Regions from separate parts of the Homo sapiens genome. Here region 1 is linked to region 2. Evidence: chromatin contacts called from ENCODE Hi-C data. All regions are on one chromosome and are shown on one strand. Each heading gives the region's core, a stretch centred on a gene start or an enhancer-like site at or near the end of the contact. The rest is flanking DNA. Distances are from core to core; before and after follow the strand shown.

Region 1 (4,699 bases), core at 1,308-3,807, 1.4 Mb after region 2:
GTGAGATGGGGCTCTGAGCACGGGTGGAACCCAGCACTGGGGGGCAGATGGTTCTTCTGGCCCCTTTAGGTGTCAAGTCAGGAGGGGGATGACTTCCAGTGGCTTCTCCCCAGAGGAAAGAGATGGGGTTGTCCTGGGGGCACAGGGATGAAGGGGGAGGGCTGCACCAGGCAGAGGTGGGTGTGAAGAGGACTTCATGGGGTCGAAGTGCCCCAGCTCCTGCCTCTGTAGATCCAGAGCCCCCGTGCCCAGCTCTTCCCTGGCCCATCACAGCACGCACAACCCCCATCAGCGATTCTGTCCTTTGGGTTTCGAGTCCATTTTTATCTTCTACAGCCAATTCACTGCATTAAACTCCTCAGCCTTGACCCTGGTCACAGACCAAGCCCTCATTGCTGACATATAGCCCCGGCCACACACTGAGCCCTGACCCTGGTCTCAGATGGACCCATAACCACAGCTGGAGTTCCGACCCCAAGCAGCCACTACAGAGATGAAGATGCAGGGCTGCACAGTCCCTGAGGCCAGCCTGACGGGTCAGAGTGTCATCCCGCATTGGTTCCAGGATCCACACCACAGAGCCCCCACTGGCCATCTGGAGATGTGGCACCTCCCCACTGTGTGGCCCTGGATACATCCCTCTGCTTGACCTCAGCTCCCGCCTCTAAATGAATGGATGACATCGAGAGACTTCCTGACTCAGAGCTGGTGACCTAGAAACTGTGAGGTACTCCTGGGGGTGTGGGCTTCAGGTTGTTCCCAGCTCTCACAGCCCTGGGCTAAATCCTCTCCACTCTCTTCCCAGCCTCAACCTCACAGTCCAGTGGTTAGGAACAGCCCCTGGGGCCGCATCCTAGCCAAGGGGCCTCGTAAGTTTCCTAGCCTCTTGGAGCCTTGTAAGTTTCCTAGCCTCTAGGAGCCTCAGTCTGCTGTCTGTAGGGTGGGGACTGTGGGTGTTGGGAACTCAGCGCAGGCCACGCGTGGGATGCTGTCAGAGCCAAGCCCAGCATAAGCAAAGGGTCAGGAAGTCAGAGCCAAGCACACTGGCCTTCCACAGGGCTCCTGGGCTTCGCTCAGCTCCAGTGGAGATTGAAAATACTGTAATTCCTTTTTCTTCCCTTTCTCATTGGGGACACTGAGGCCTAGAGAGGTCAAGCCCCGTGCCAACAGAGTGGGGGAAAGCAGAGCCTCATGTCCCTCTTCTCACCCCACCCCTAGCCTCCTTTGAGCTCCATGAGCCACCAGAACTCATCATAGCCCCAGGCAGGTCGCCACCCTTCCCTGAGCCTCTGTTTCAGCTTCTGTAAGAGGAGGGAGCAGGACCAGTGGGATATCTCCTGAGGACACCTCACTGCTACTGAAGAGGACAGGAGCATGCTGGGGTAGGAGGTCAGGTCTGCATGGCAGGCCTTCAGAAACCTCTGGAATGTGGGTTTGAAAGTTTGGGGGCTGCTCTTGCTACAAAGGTTCCCTGTTCTCCCCTCCTTTCTTTCCATGACATTTCACCAACTGTTTCTTCCCTTAATCCAAACCATCGTTTTTCCAGGGTGAAATTTAAATCAAAGCCACATGGCTCCCCCAACACACGTGTCCTTGCCAAATGGAAGCGTGTTCTGGGGAAACAGTAATGACCCTGCCGAAGGGGATTCTGACCTCTCCATGGGGCCCGCCAGGCAAGTGCTATGTGGCATTGAGAAGACCTGGGGGCTTCAAGTTGGCCCAACTGGGGTAGGCTTGGAGGTTTCCAGGCCCAAACATGGCTCCGCCAGGAGCAGAGGGTGAGCCTGAGTTCCTCCACAAGGAGGCCAGGAGGCCTTTTCCAGAGCCAGGAGCCTTCATCCTATGAGCCATGGATATGGGAGGTGCCTGAACCCCTGGGGTCCATCTGGGGAAGGGGTTTACACGGTCCTCCCAGTGAGGCTCAGTCATTGATATGACTTGAAGCATGGTGGTGGTGTGGCTGTATGAGAAAGAGACCTGGATTTGGAGTCTTGTTTGTGTCTGATTCTCACTCACTTGCTGTGTGACCTCGAACAAGTTCCTTAACTTCTCTGAGCTTCAGTTTCCTCATTGGTAAAATGGGGCTTCAGCTAGAAGCTCTCTCAGTGGTAACCATGATGCAGGCGAAGGGCCAGGGCCCAGGAGCTGGCGCACAGTGGAGCTCACAAAAGCAGCTGGGGGAACTGTGCAGAAGTGAAGCGGGGGCCTCAGAAAGGAAGGAGGGAGACGCCAGGCCTGGCATTGCAAGAGGGGCTGAAAGCAGTGGTGGGAGAGAGGGCAGACAGGGAAATCTGGGCACTGTGTGCAGCCCCCAGATATGAGAGGAAGCCCCTGAGTGGAGAGTCATGAGACTTTGGAAGGGGCAGAAGGCTTTACTGAGGGGAGGGGCATCCAGGGAGGAGGGGCCTGGAAGTCCCCAGGGGCCACTCTGCAGGGGCTTCCCTGGGCCTGGTCTCTGTTTTACATAGTCTGGCACTCCCAGGCGGGCTCACAACTTGGAGTCCTGGTTGGGGAGAGGGAGTCAGGAGAGCAGGAGGCAACCTCCCATACCCGCCATACACCAATAATCAGACACCCTCACTCCGGACCAAGCCTGGACACCTGTGGGGTGAGCACACTCATAGCTATAGGCCCACAGACTGAGAAGTACATGCAAATGGCCACATGCCAGACCCATATGCAAAACACAGACCCAGACAGGCCATGCACAGACCCACATTTCCACACCGGGGCCAGACCCGCATGCAGGAGTGTGCAGGCATGTGGATGCGTGCACACACACTCCCGCACATACATGCCTGCACACACACACACCTGCACACATACACATGCCTGCACACACACACACCCCTGCACACATGCATACATGCCCACACACACACACCTACATGCCTGTGCACACACACACCTGCACACACGCATACATGCCTGGACACACACGTACATGCCCGGACACACACATGCCTGCACACACACCTGCGCGCACACACACCTGCACACACACATACATGCCTGCACACGCACACATACATGCCTGCACACACACATTCACATACATGCCCACACACACATGCACACACATACCTACCTGCATACACACACCTACACACACATACATGCCTGCACACACACATTCACATACATGCCTACACACATGCATACACACATACATTCTTGCATGCACACATCTGCACACACATACATACCTGCACACACATATTCACATACATGCCTACACACACGTGCACACACATACATGCCTGCACATACACATGCACATGCATGCCTACACACATGGGTGCACACAAACGTGAGCACACACATGTGCTGAACAAGGCCCCAGGAAGCCTCCAGCACAGGCCAAGAGAACGGCTCCCTCTACACTCGTTTATTCACTCCACAAACCAACTGAGCACCTACCAATGTCAGGCACAACCCCTGCCCCTGGAACTCACACTCTAGTGAGAAAAATGTCAATCACGCCTATCGAAATAATGACTATTCCTCACACATTCACGAGATTTTGCTCATTTAACCCTCAAAGCAGCCCTCTGGAGTCGGGGGGTCTCTGCTGCACAGATGAGAAAATGGGGTTCTGAGAGGCGTGGCACCATGCCCTGCTCGAAGCTCCAGAGCCGGCGATTGGCAGCCCCACTCAGATGGGTCTGGGGAGGGCTCTCTACTTCCTCTCGGTGACTTCTGTCTCCCCTGCCCTCTGCAAAAGCGGAGGCTGTGGGGATGTGGCCCCTGGCGCTAGGAGCAGGCCTGCTGAGGGGCCTGGCTGCTCCCTCTAGCCCCACTGTGGCCCTGGACAAGCCTTTCTCTTCCCACCCCTGCTGCCCATTGCACAGAAGCAGACATGGAGTCTGAGAGGACAGTGGCCTCGTGAGGTGGCCGAGCTGGGCACTGCGTTAGAGACAGGGAGGGGGCAGCTTCTGCCACCCACATCCCCAGATCAGTCGGTCCATGAGTCCTCACTGAGCCTGGTCCTGGCTGGATGCTCTGCCAGGCACACAGGGACAGCCCAGCCCAGGGCCTCCATGTTGCTTCCCACGCTACCAGGCCCGGGAGCACCAAACTCCTCGAGTACCAGGAAGCGAGCCCGCACACACCTTAGCTGCAGGTCCTAGCACCCCCGCCTTTCCCAGCCTCATACTCTCTGGACAGACAAGAGACTCCCCCTCACCCCAGGACCTACAGCCTACGGAGGCCTGGAGCCACCCAGCCTGGGCCGCAGGGACCTCAGGGAGGGTGCAGACGGGGGACGGAGGGCACAGGCCAGGGCCCTAACACCAGGCAGAGCCGTCCACAGTGGGATCGCCCACCTCGTTGGCTGCCTGGAGCATGGCCACCCTGTCCTGCATGTGAACTCGGGAGTGGGGAGAGCAGAGAGAGGCGGGGGCCGTCATTCAGCCTCTTGGAACTATTCTTGTCAGTGCCTCGTTCCTGGAAGCCTCTTTGGGCTGGGCCCTGTGTACAGGCAGAGGTTGGTGTGGGAGGGGAAGGCTGGGGTGTGTGTCTCTCACTGGAAGCCCTTGGAAAACCCCTCCCCTCCTTCGGGGCAGCCCCTGCCCTCAATTTGCTTACAGTCTGTTCCAAGCTTCTCAATCCATCAGATCAACTAGAGGAACTTTATAAAATGCAGGTTCCTGGGCTCCTTCCCAGTCTGCTGAATCCTAATCTCAGGGCTGGAGCCCTG
Region 2 (4,592 bases), core at 394-2,893:
ATTAAAATGTAAGCTCTAAGAAGGCAGGGATCTATCCCTGCGCACCTAGGGCCGTGTCCGGCCCTCAGCAGATGCTCAGGAGTCTGTGAAGCTAACAGCTGCTAGGGTGGGTTTCTGCAGCCTGGAAGAGCCTGACAGGGCTGCGGCTTTCTGATGGTGGAGGGCTGGTGATGGGCACCAGGAGGGACAGATGTTTGGATATTGAACTGAGCTGTTGACACAGGTTAGAAAAACTCGTCCTCTTTTGGGGGAAGGGCAGGGTGGGGTGAGAAAGAGTTTAAAATAGGTGACCTTTTCAAGCAGATGCGGGAGGAAGGAAGAGCCCGCTGACATCACAGCTGAGAGGCCCAGAGCTCGGTTGTGGCCCAGGGGCCAGCGCTACCAGGGCAGGCCCCCAGCCTGAGTCACTCCCACCTGTAAGTCAGGCGACCAGGCCAAGCCTGGGGGTGGGGGCACTGTTCTGAGAGGCATAGGGCGGGCAGAGAGAGGTGGCAGCTGCTGCCCACCCGGGACCTCCTCCTTTCGTCCCTCAGGCCTCCTCCAGCCATTCACTGTCCTCGGCATTATGGAGGCCTGGGCAAGGCACAGGTCCTCGGTTTCCCCATCTGGAAAGGGGAGTGGAGGGGGAGGAAGGATTTGGGCTCAAAGGTCTCAGAGGATCAAATCCAGGCATCTCTGTTTGTCATAGATGACCTCACCCCAGCTATTGATCTCCACTCCCTTGCACCCACATCTGCCTTGTGTTCCTGTCTCTGGGCCCCCATTCAAGCTCTTCATCCTCCTCTTCCCCCGTTCCCCAATATACTAGTACCTCCTCTCCTAAGCAAACACTTTCCACCCTCCAGGCTTGGGGAGGCTGGGTGCAGGAGAGGAAGGAACATGGGCTTTGGAGCCTGACAGCTGGTTCCAGATCCGGCCTTGTCCCTGACACCTTTCGTCTATTGTCACCCTTTTGACCTCAGTTTTCCTTTCTGTAGAGTGGGTATATCTACCTTCTACATTGTGGTAAAGATTTTTTTTAAAAGCCTGTTGTGAAAGTTTGTTTCCTTTGCCTTTTTTTTTTTTCTAGTTTGTTACTGCTGCTCTGAAGCTTTTCAGCATTTCTTGAAATAATGAATTCCAGTAACACTGATAGCTCTTGGCCGGCCCACCATGAAGCCCTTGATCCCAGCCTGGCTGAGAATAGACTGTTTCACACATCACTAACTCTGCCCCAGCCTCTGGCTCAGAGCTAGTAGCAGGACATGAAGGTTTACTGAACACCAAACAGATGGTGAGTGCCCTGCTAAGAACTTCACATACATCTGCCCCCTCCATCCTCCTCACTGTGAGGAAGTGTCATCGTCCCCACCAGAAAAACAAGGACTGGGAGGTGTCCTGACTTGCCCAGGCAGAGACTGGTGAGTGATGAGGCTGGAAAAGTGACAGGGCCCAGTTCTTGAAGGGCTCTGAATATATTTTATCTTTTTAATCATTTTATTATTTTTATAGAGATGGGGGCCTCACTATGTTATCTAGGCTGGTATCCAACTCCTGGCCTCAAGTGATGCTCCCACCTCAGTCTCCCAGAGTGCTGAAATTACAGGCATGAGCCACCATGCCCAGCTGAATACACTACCTTAAGGGCAGTGGAGAGGTTTTAGACAGGGAGGCAACATGATCAGACTTGGGCTGAAGGCTGGGTGGGGTTGAGATAGGTAGGGAGGAAAGAGAAGGGTAATAGTTTGATTTCTGCTTCCCAGAGTTGTAAGAAGGGTGAGCTTGCCTTGTCAAAGAGGGAAGGTGATTGGGCAGGGCAGATGGGAACACAGCTAACACCTGTGAACTGGAATGAGCCATGTGAGCTGGGATTGGGTGAGAAGCTTGGGATGGGCGCACGTTGCCTAATACATGGCCTTAGGCAAGTTATTTGGCTTCTCTGAATCTCAAGTTTCTCATCTGTAAAATGGGCTTAATCACAGTATAACTTCCTGAGGAGCCGTGAGACTTCAGCAAGATAATTAAGACATGCAAAGCACTTACTTGGACCAGGGCCTGGCATAGAACAAGTGCTCAAGAACCACCAAGCACTGTGAAAAGCGAGACATCATCGTGATTTTTATTGTAATCCTCATGGCTCTTGGGATAGCCTTTCCAGTCGGCTGGGGGCTTCAACTCCCAGGAGCATTCCCAAGCCCAGCAGTTTCAGGTGGGCTCTGTTAGCTGATGTTTCCCTGCTTCCTGGCAGGGAGGGTGGGAATGGCAGCCAAGAGTGCAGGTGTCACGTCCCCTCCCTCCCCATCTATTTCCAGCGTAGCTGCCTGAGGCCACTGCCAGGTGTGGGTGGTGAGTCAGAGCCAGGCTGAGAGGACAAGGCAGCCCCGGGGGCCTGAAGCTGTCTCAGCCTCCCTCCCTCGGCCTTTCCCATGGGCATTTTGAAGGGGGAAGGCTGGGCCAGTGCCCAAGGGTCCTCCATCAGTGTCACATAGAGGACACAGGGTAGAGACCCAAGGTCCCCCAATCTACCTCTTTGCTGGCTGGAGGTGGGGGCAGAGGCCATGTTCTATTCATCTCTACCTCCAAGAATATCTAAGACAGGGCTTGGCACATAATAGGGATGCAAGAAATGCACGTTGACTGAATGAAGCAATGTTTGTTCAGGACTTTAGAGGAGCAGGATTTGTTCATGAGAACAGACTATGAGCTCTGCAGACAGACAGACAGACAGAGAGATAGACAGGGTTTATATGACCCCGGATAGGGGAATTTGCCTCTCTGAGCCTCAGTTTGCTCATCAGTGAAATGGGGATAACAATGTGTACTTTATATTAAGGACTGTTGTGAGGTGTAAGTGGGGCAACCTCAGGAAACTGTCTACTGTGCCTGAGACTATATCTATAATAACATTGATCACATTTTGTTGCAAGTATGTATTGCCATATTTGCCCCTCTCTGGATGGTGAGCTCCCCTTGGGTCAGGACAATAGTAAGTAGAGGCTTCTGAGACAGGAAGGTATGAACTTGAATCCTGGACCTATTTTTACTTTACTGTGTGACCTTGGACAAATCACACACCCTCTCTGAGCCTCAGTTTATTTATGAAACAGAAATGGTGACTGTAGAGGCCGTGGTGAGGATTAAAAGAGGCATGTTGTGCAAAGCACCCAGTCCAGTATCTGGTACCTGAAGGCAACTATATCATGGAATAGGAACAGGCTTCAAATGGATCAACAAGGACCAGCCCTCATGGCTGGGTGAATGGAAAGATCTTGGGCTGGCAGTGAAGAGACGTGGGCTCTGGAACTGACTTTGAAGCCAACTGGCTGAGAGTCCTGGGACAAGTCCTTCAGCTTCTCTGGGCTGAGCCTCACATCTGTAAAATGAAGGGCTTGGATCCCGTGGCCCAAGGGTCCTTCTGGCTCAGCATACTCTGGCTGAGGCAGGTAACCTTGGCCAGACCCTGTGAGCTGACTCCTCAGTAAGAAGCAGAACATGGAAGATCCTGGTGTGTCCCAGATGTGTCTTGAGTCCATGAAGGTAGTCAGTCAAGTACACCCTGGCCCTGGCCCCAGCAAGCCACAGGGATGAGCCTGGGGCCTCTGCAGGCAAAGAAGATGTGCCCAATGCACACAGCTAATGAGCAAGCAGGCAGGTGAACCATGCATGGCTGGCCCCAAGATCAAGGCTCGCCACACTGCTTCCCGTAGGCTGCCCTCCCCCAACCCTGCCCTTATGCACCTCTCATCCTGGTCTGTCCTCAGGGCACGCTGTGAAGCAGGCCTTGTTCCTCATTTTATTAATGCAGAAACAGGCCCAGCAGCGCTCAACTGCAAAGTCAAGGAGACAAAACTTGAACTTGGGGCCTCCTGCTCCCAGGCCTTTCCTGCTACACTTAGGGCCTTTCGCAGGGAACTTTCGTTTTCTTTTTTTTTTTGAGATGGAGTCTCGCTCTGTCACCCAGGCTGGAGTGCAGTGGCGAGATCTCGGCTCACTGCAAGCTCCGCCTCCCGGGTTCACACCATTCTCCTGCCTCAGCCTCCCGAATAGCTGGGACTACAGGCGCCCGCCACTGCGCCTGGCTAATTTTTTGTATTTTTAGCAGAGACAGGGTTTCACCATGTTAGCCAGGATGGTCTCGATCTCCTGACCTCGTGTTCCACCCGCCTCGGCCTCCCAAAGTGCTGGGATTACAAGCGTGAGCCACCGCGCCTGGCCGGAACTTTCTTTACCTGAATGTCACTGCCCCCTGCTCTGACCCTCTCACCCACCCAATGTCCTCTCCTTGTCCTCAGCTCGTCTTCCTCCAGGCCATCATCCCCCTGGCTCTGACTGCATTTCCTAAAGTGACTCTGACAATCTTGTTCTCACCTAATGGCATTCATTCATTCATTCATTCATTCTCTCAACAAGTATTTGTTGAATGGTTTCTATGGTGCCTGGCTCTGTTCCAAGCCACCAGGAACACAAAAAGATGAACAAAACAAAGTCCCTATCGTCATTTTACAAAACAAAATAAAAATCTCTTGTCTTTATAAATTACCCAGTCCCTGGTATTCCTTTATAGCAGTACAAGAATGTACTAACAGGGGCTGGGCCTAGTGGCTCATGCCTGT

The links. A loop is a pair of places that touch in the nucleus more often than their neighbours do. Pooled maps may share reads with other maps.
Region 1: a map with no recorded cell type shows a loop between it and region 2 (10-fold over the local background). The contact joins two enhancer-like sites. A Hi-C loop is called at or near these places in 2 of 37 single-sample maps with no recorded cell type and 3 of 50 pooled maps.

The regions. Positions count from the first base shown.
Region 1 is chr1:25,016,983-25,021,681 of GRCh38, forward strand. No RefSeq gene overlaps it. Among named protein-coding and RNA genes, the nearest start is that of MIR4425, 4.2 kb to the right of the region's middle. RefSeq lists enhancers at 2,041-2,150, 2,241-2,310, 2,351-2,510, 2,468-3,364, 3,623-4,151 and 2 more. Within about 2 kb of position 2,558, at least 3 of the 41 ENCODE cell types and tissues checked have a DNase peak (open chromatin) inside an H3K27ac peak, as active enhancers do.
Region 2 is chr1:23,591,413-23,596,004 of GRCh38, forward strand. No RefSeq gene overlaps it. Among named protein-coding and RNA genes, the nearest start is that of MDS2, 34 kb to the right of the region's middle. RefSeq lists enhancers at 832-2,031, 1,285-1,564, 1,288-2,059, 2,060-2,830, 3,789-3,978. Within about 2 kb of position 1,644, at least 12 of the 41 ENCODE cell types and tissues checked have a DNase peak (open chromatin) inside an H3K27ac peak, as active enhancers do.